Regions from separate parts of the Mus musculus genome. Here region 1 is linked to region 2. A link is a contact called in ENCODE POLR2A ChIA-PET data. All regions are on one chromosome and are shown on one strand. Each heading gives the region's core, a stretch centred on a gene start or an enhancer-like site at or near the end of the contact. The rest is flanking DNA. Distances are from core to core; before and after follow the strand shown.

Region 1 (3,435 bases), core at 793-3,292, 250 kb after region 2:
CCTTGCTCAGTGTCTCACATTCTTGTTCATGTGCTTCGGAGGACAGCACACTCAGGAGACTGCACATATCCAAGGAAAGGTATTCCCTGTGTCCCTGTGTCCTGATCTCTCTGTATTCTGTGCTATTACTAGGACATCTGCTTTTCCATTTCAACTTCATGATTATGCTTCCTCTTACCCTATCTTTCCAATATTTCCATACTACCCCACAAATCATTTAATAAAGCACTTCCCCACCTGATTTCCAGTGTCATGCTGTTCTAAGCAATGCCTCTTCCAAGACATTTGCATTAATATCATAATTATACCGCAGTGAATATGTGTGAAGATAATAGTCTTTAATGAGGGAATTTGGGGTCAAATGAATACTTCCTTAACTATTTTGTAGATGATTACACATCTTACCAAAGACTGTAACATTTTATACTCCCACAAGTGCACTTTTTTTTCTAACTCATGTCAAATTATTTCTATTATTGTATTAGTTTGTAAAGTGATGTCAGTATACTAAGTGGGTAAAATCAGTGTTTGGAATTAGTATAGTAATCTTTTAGTTTATCAAATCTCTGTATTTACTCCAAAGCTAAAGTCAGGTGGAGACCACTATGTCAAGAATCTTTTTTTTTTTTTTTTTAAGCAAGGAAACAAAATTTTCTCTTGGAAATGTGTGCTATTTTGAGCCATTTTTGTTAACTCAAGGAAGATGACCACTGTGTGTCAGTTAATTTGAGAGAGCAGTGCTTGGGTACAAAGTGCTGGGTGCAACCGTGAGGACCCCAGCCACTTAAAAGAAAGGAGCTGGCACTGGGACTGGAGTTTGCAATGTCTCATGCACGTAGACATGAGACGCATGCTGTCATCATGGGAGTGACACCCGTGACAGTCAGATTAGTTTTCTGTTTCACTCTGAGTTCCTCAGAGAGACCATGGATTCCCTCCTGGGTAGCTTACACCTATCTTCCGACTGACAAGAGCCACGTTTTGGTTGTGTGAACCTGTGAGTTAGAAGGTGTCTTGCCTCTGGATAGTCCATCCTTTTGTCTTAGCTCCAAACTTTGTCTCTGTAACTCCTTTCATGGGTGTTTTGTTCCCTATTCTAAGGAGGAATGAAGTATCCACACGTTGGTCTTCCTTTTTCTTGATTTTCTTGTGTTTTGCAAATGTATCTTGGGTATTCTAAGTTTCTGGGCTAATATCCACTTATCTAATGACCTGTGATTGGGTTACCTCACTAAGGATGATATCCTCCAGGTACATCCATTTGCCCAAGGATTTCATAAATTCATTGTTTTTAATAGCTGAGTAGTACTCCATTGTGTAAATGTACCACATTTTCTATATCCATTCCTCTATTGAGGGACATTTGGGTTCTTTCCAGCTTCTGGCTATTATAAATAAGGCTGCTATGAACATAGTGGAGCATGTGTTCTTATTACCAGTTGGAACATCTTCTGGGTATATGCCTAAGATGTATCTGGAGGATATCATTGCTGGATCTTCTGGGAGTACTATGTCCGATTTTCTGAGGAACTGCCAGATTGACTTCCAGAGTGGGATAGCATTTGAAATGTAAATAAAGAAAATATCTAATAAATAAAAAATACAAAAAAAAAAAGAAAGAAAGAAAGAAAAGAAAAGAAAAGAAAAGATCTCAGTATATTCAAAAGCTAAAGCAAAGCTTGGGCCCTGTTCAGTATTAAAGCAAATTATCTTTCCATATTAAAAAAAAAAAAAAAAAAAAAAAAAAAAAGGAAGGTGGCTTGCCAGTGGAAGTAAGGTGTTTTGTGTCTACTGGTTGTTTCCCCTCTGGGTTCTCTTGTTTCTGGATTGTTGTATGCTTTGGGAGTGCAGAGTTCCCTGAAGGGTTCTGAAGCCTGCAGCAGACCCAGCTTGGGCTATACTTCCTTCTGCCTCGACTGGGTCTGCAGCTCTGCAACCCTGTGCACGGCAGGCGCTATTTCTCTTTTTGGGTGAGCTTTCTGAAGGAGAAGCTATTATCCGTTCCTACACTGATGCCTGCTCAGTGGCTCACTTTGGAGCTCTTGTACTTTAGTTTCCCCTTTGGAATTTTATTTTCCAGGCATGTTCTCATTCAGACTTTTGGAATGACTGCAAGTCAGGAAACTGATGTTGCGAGCACTACCTTCCTGTGCCGCCTCCCTTAGAATCTGGATTGGCAGCCTGTCAGTTTACTAACAACATGTCAGCAGTCACATAATATATCAAGGCTCTAATTGGAAAAGTGTTCATGCTAAAATTATAGGAGCGTACGTTTAACATTCATCCCACCTTTGAGATGCCTGTTTCATGGGTAAATTCCTGATCTCGAGTGGTTTTAAATAAAGCTCCTGTCTCCTAAATCTGGACAGAACTCCCACCTTTATTTCCATATTTCCAATTAAACTGGGTTTCTGCAGGGGCGGAAGAAAATATTTTTGTGATGACCTTGTGTGTCAAAAATGGTGTAGTGATTCTAGAGCAACTTCCCTTTGAAGTGGCCGCGTCTTCCTCGAAGGGATTCTTTGAATGCCAGACATTTTTTTCATTTGCTTCTGGTGTGTTTGTGTTCACATATCTAGTTCTTTAAAAAACCTGTTTGTGCTGGATGCCTCACTGACACTCCCTAACCAATAATATATTTCTACTCTGACCTGGTGGCAATGCTTCTGGGATTCTCCTAGAAACACTTCCTCCCTTTTAGCAAACACCTGGCACCCTAAATGCGCATCGTAATCGCCAAAAGCTGTTTAGAATAACCTTTGAGGAGTTTGCTAAAGAAAAACAGACAGGTTTTAAAAGTTGCATTACATTTTGTCAGAGCTGCATGTCGTGTCTGGCGTTGCGGCGTCTCTCAGCTCACCTTTGTAGTTGATGGTGTTCGGATTCCATGTGCTCGTTTACCCCATCGGGATCTGTACAAGTGAATGATTTGGCAAGCTCCATTAAGTGACAGGTTTTTCTGTGATTCTGAGTAGAGTGGAAAAGAGCGAGCGCGATGAAGGAACTTGGGATGACCGAGGCAAAGGGAAAATGTTTCTTTTTTTTTTTTTCTTGGCGGCATGCAGACTGACACGATGGTGGAGAATGAGCTGAGAGTTCTACATTTGGATCGGCAGGCTGCAGGAAGTGAATGAAACTCATTTCCTCCAACAAGGCCACACTTTCGAATAACGACAGTCCCAATAAGCCTGTGGGGACAATTTTCCTTCAGACCATTTCAGTGGCCATAAAGGTCCTAGGGTACGGACATAGACAGACAGACAGACAGACAGACAGACAGACAGACAGACACACACACACACACACACAGATCATACTCACACATGCACACACACAGCAGATGTGGACTGGTGACCTATTGCTTCTGTGCTACCAATATAGCATGAAAAAAAGTTCAGCATTTCTTCTGAGCAGCTGTCTTTTCTTTCCCGTGGA
Region 2 (3,688 bases), core at 868-3,367:
CGGACTCAACTATTTAGGAAGTAAAACACACGTGGCTCAAGTAGAAAATTACAGAAAAGCATTCTCATCCAGTCCCACTTGCTAGAGGTAGCTTTTATGGTAACAATATCAAAGCTTGCAGTTTCAACAACCAAATCAATTACTTTCCTTTTATAGATGCTTCAAGTGTTTACATTACATATGCTAAAATGCAGTGTTTAAACTCGTATCTTTTCTATGAAAAAGAATTTAAAAGACAGCACTGATGCAGTCTGAGGGCAGGTCAATACACCTTGAGGCAAAATGTGTCTGTCCTAAGAAAAGAACAATACTTGTCAGGAAACTACAGAAAGGAAGGGTGTCTGTGAGGTGGAGACCTCTGTTAACATCTGTTTCCAAATTGTCAGTGTTTCTCCATTGTTTTCATCTTTTTAAAATGAAAACTTTAATAAGACTAGTAAGACTTTATGAAAGAACTCCGGTATTTATTCAGGAGGGAAAGCTTAAACAGAAGTAGCAGGAGCCTTGATTCAACCACAACTAGGTTACATGAACAGTATTTCATAACTTCACAATGAATTTCACCACGCATTCAGGAGAAAGGGAAAAAATATCTAAAGATACATTTCTATTTGTAATAGTCCATACCCAGCCAGTTATCACCTAACACATGATCAAGAGCTTTCAGCTCTCCAGACCCTGGAGGAAAACTTTTGCATTGCCAGTCTCCAATATTTAACATGAAAACTGGTCATTTACTTTTCTAATATCATTCGAATGATCAAAGAGTAGTAGCTAGGTCAACAAATACCTAATGGCTATTATCTTGGTGTGGAACGACTGGGGGCATTCCAATATTCAACTCCATAATCTTAACAATTACTTAGTGAGATGACTACCCATTTCAATACTACTCGACTTATGTCTTGTGTGCAGTCTTGTAGAAGGGACCTTCGGCTGCAATCATTTTTTTTTCTTCTCAACCATATGTTAAGAGAATCGTACATTCAGTTCAGCAATTAACCATCCAGAAAAAGCTTTGTCTTAGCATGGAAGGAAAAAAAAAAAAAACTTATCCCTAACTTTCCAGCCAATTGCAACCTCGGCTTCTCACCACCTCTTATCACTGCATGGAACCTATAGAATGCAGCACAAAGGAGAACGCGGTCGCTAGGCTGGCAGCACAAGGGCTGCGGGGGCTCCCGGTTTCTGCAGGTACCGGGTTAGGAGTGGAAGCCACGCTAAGGGTGGGGCGGTGGCCATGGCTTCCGACGCCTCTACCCCGCCTTAGAGGACCTGCGAGACGCGCAGGAAAACAGCGGGATGGAAGCCACTCGTGCCTCTGCGTCACCCTGGCCCCATCACGCAAAGCTCAGGCCTCGTGACGCAAAAGCCGGTCCAAGCCCGCTGGACGTTTGACACTCCCGAGAACTCCATGTTGGAGGGAGCGCCACAGGCAGCGCAACAGCGGCAAGCCACCGGCGCTCCGCCCCATCTCTAGCTCGATAAAGAACCGGACAGCAGGCAGCGACGTCTAGGAAGAACGCCAAGTCCTGGTCACCCTTATTCTGACTCTCCCTCCGGCCCAAGGTCCCAGTTCTCCCCGCCCCCAGGGCCGGAGCTCCAGCACTGCTCCCGCGTGCCAGCTCAAGAAGCGCGAGTCCCAGGGCATGATGGGAACTGCAGTTCAGCCGTACCACGCGCTATGCAGACTTGGGCGTCCGAAGCGAAGACCGAACTACAAGTCCCACCGCGCCCCAGGCCGGGGTCTCCCGTTCGGCCGGCCAGCCGGCTCCCGGGCGTGGGGACACCCCTCACCTGCCGTGGCCGCCGACGTCGCTGCCCCGGAGCCGCCGCCACCCCCGCCACCGCGGTGGGGAGCGTTCCGCTTCTTGTTCTTCGGCATCGTGGGCCGCCCGGTGCCGCCTACACTTGGAGCTCAGCGAGGATCAGCCGATGGAGCTGCACTGTCTACTCGTGCGTCTGTGCGGCGGGCGGCTGAGAGGCGAGTCTCGGGCTAACAAGAGAGGCGAGGAGCGGCGCGGGTGAGAAGCGGCAGCAGCAGCAGCAGAAATCCCCGTGAAGAGCTGCGAGCGGAAACGATACATGTTTCTCTCTAGCGCGGGAGCGAAGGCGGGGTGGCCAGACCACGACGCCTTAAGTAGCCAGACGGCGGCTTGTCGTCACCATGCGTGGGCGGGCCTCCATCGCTCGCTGGCCAATCGCTGCAGATCTCCCCACCGCGGCGTCCACTGGGGCGGTGCCTGCATTCGGACTCCCATTCCCAGAGCCTCAGTCTGCCCTCGGTGCCTGGGCTGCTATGCCTTAGGGCCGCGTGGAGCTTTGGGAGATGTAGTTAGCGAGAGGGCGCGGCCTTCTCCGGGCTCCTCCCAGTCCGATTGCGTCGTGACCTCGTCCCAACGAGGCGTCCGCCCTGGAATTCACCCGGGTAGTCACCGCGATGAGCCATGCGGCAGTTATGCAGCTTGATGAACGTCAGCTTGTAAGATCACGTGTAACAACCTTTCCCCTGCTAATATGAGGCCCCTGTCCAAGCACAACCATACCCTCCTGTGGGTTTAGGGACGTGGGCTCCCCACCCTCCAAAAAAAGTATGCTTTCAGCTACTTCAACTTGTATTGTTCGTGGACCTCATATTCTAGACTAATATCTCAAATAACGAGACTGATGATTCAGTCTCAGATTTTCTTACAAAGATGTGACCTTGATTCCACCTGCCAGTTTGGAGGTCAGTTTGGGATAAGAGTTTATGAGAAGTTCGCAGCTGGCAAAACATACATGAGTTATATCAACAGTCGCAAAGGGGTTTATTTTCTCAAGGTGCTCCCGTTGATCTGTTTTCCGTGTCGCAACACCCAGTCCTGTTTTCAGGAGCTGCTAGTAGGTTCCTATACTGTCCATATGACAGAACAAACTCACTGACTCGTGCAAGTGACTCACTCTGCACTCCACCTCTCACCTCGGCTTCATTCTATTTCAAGTGATGATAGTAAGTCTTTCTCCGTCTTAATGTCCCTCTTGTACCTTAAGCCAACTTAAATTTTTCTCTCCTTTTCTTTACTGCCATATTCTTAATAGTTAATATATTATCTTCCCCCATATTCTGTAATTTATTCACCGTAATTTATTCAGTTTGTTCATAGTGCCCCCCCCCCAGCAATTGATTTTAAAATGAAACTCAGGGCTGTATCTTGATCTCTAGCCATACATAGCTTCAGTTCATACCAGGTCACCCATTTCAATGTTTCATGCCCAGGAAGGCTGATTATTTACTCAAGTGTCTTGTTTGACTAATCCACCTATGTTTATAGTTGTTCCAGAACCTCACAGACTGCCAGTCCTCCTAACCTAGCCTCTCTCACTGCTTTCTAGATATCTTGTTCTTCTCCTGAACTCAACTGGTCTTCGTTTCCAGTACAGGGCTCTTTTTGTTACTTTGACTTCATTGTTCATGAATGCCCTAACCCACCCCCCATCTTCATCTTAAGAATTATCTCTGTCTATCAAGACCAGCTCAAACACTATCACCTTCACGAAGCTTCGTCCTCACAAGTCTTTGACTTGGTAACGCTCTGCTGCCACTCTCTGTTCCTACAGATCGATCACAGATGGACTGTTCACAAAGATTCGATTGGAAGAGCAACGTTCAAGGTTTGCTTTACTCTGTGTTCTCTTGAAGAACAAGTAA

Evidence for each region. ChIA-PET counts read pairs that join two places held with the same protein, here RNA polymerase II (POLR2A).
Region 1: POLR2A ChIA-PET joins it to region 2 with 13 read pairs in embryonic stem cell. The contact joins the enhancer-like site here to the promoter of Ifrd1 in region 2. POLR2A ChIA-PET finds 5 or more read pairs at or near these places in 3 of 5 experiments (Patski and embryonic stem cell).

The regions. Positions count from the first base shown.
Region 1 is chr12:40,469,674-40,473,108 of GRCm38, forward strand. All of the region lies in intron 1 of Dock4 (dedicator of cytokinesis 4), which reads left to right. Among named protein-coding and RNA genes, the nearest start is that of Dock4, 25 kb to the left of the region's middle. Within about 2 kb of position 2,043, at least 1 of the 3 ENCODE cell types and tissues checked has a DNase peak (open chromatin) inside an H3K27ac peak, as active enhancers do.
Region 2 is chr12:40,221,072-40,224,759 of GRCm38, forward strand. Ifrd1 (interferon-related developmental regulator 1) reads right to left here and starts at 2,118. Exons shown (of 12, transcript NM_013562.2): 1 at 1,798-2,118. The coding sequence starts at 1,885. It overlaps Mir1938 (microRNA 1938), which reads right to left and starts at 1,740; the gene lies at 1,641-1,740. It overlaps Gm7008 (predicted gene 7008), which reads left to right and starts at 2,293. Exons shown (of 3, transcript NR_045157.1): 1 at 2,293-2,482; 2 at 3,598-3,651.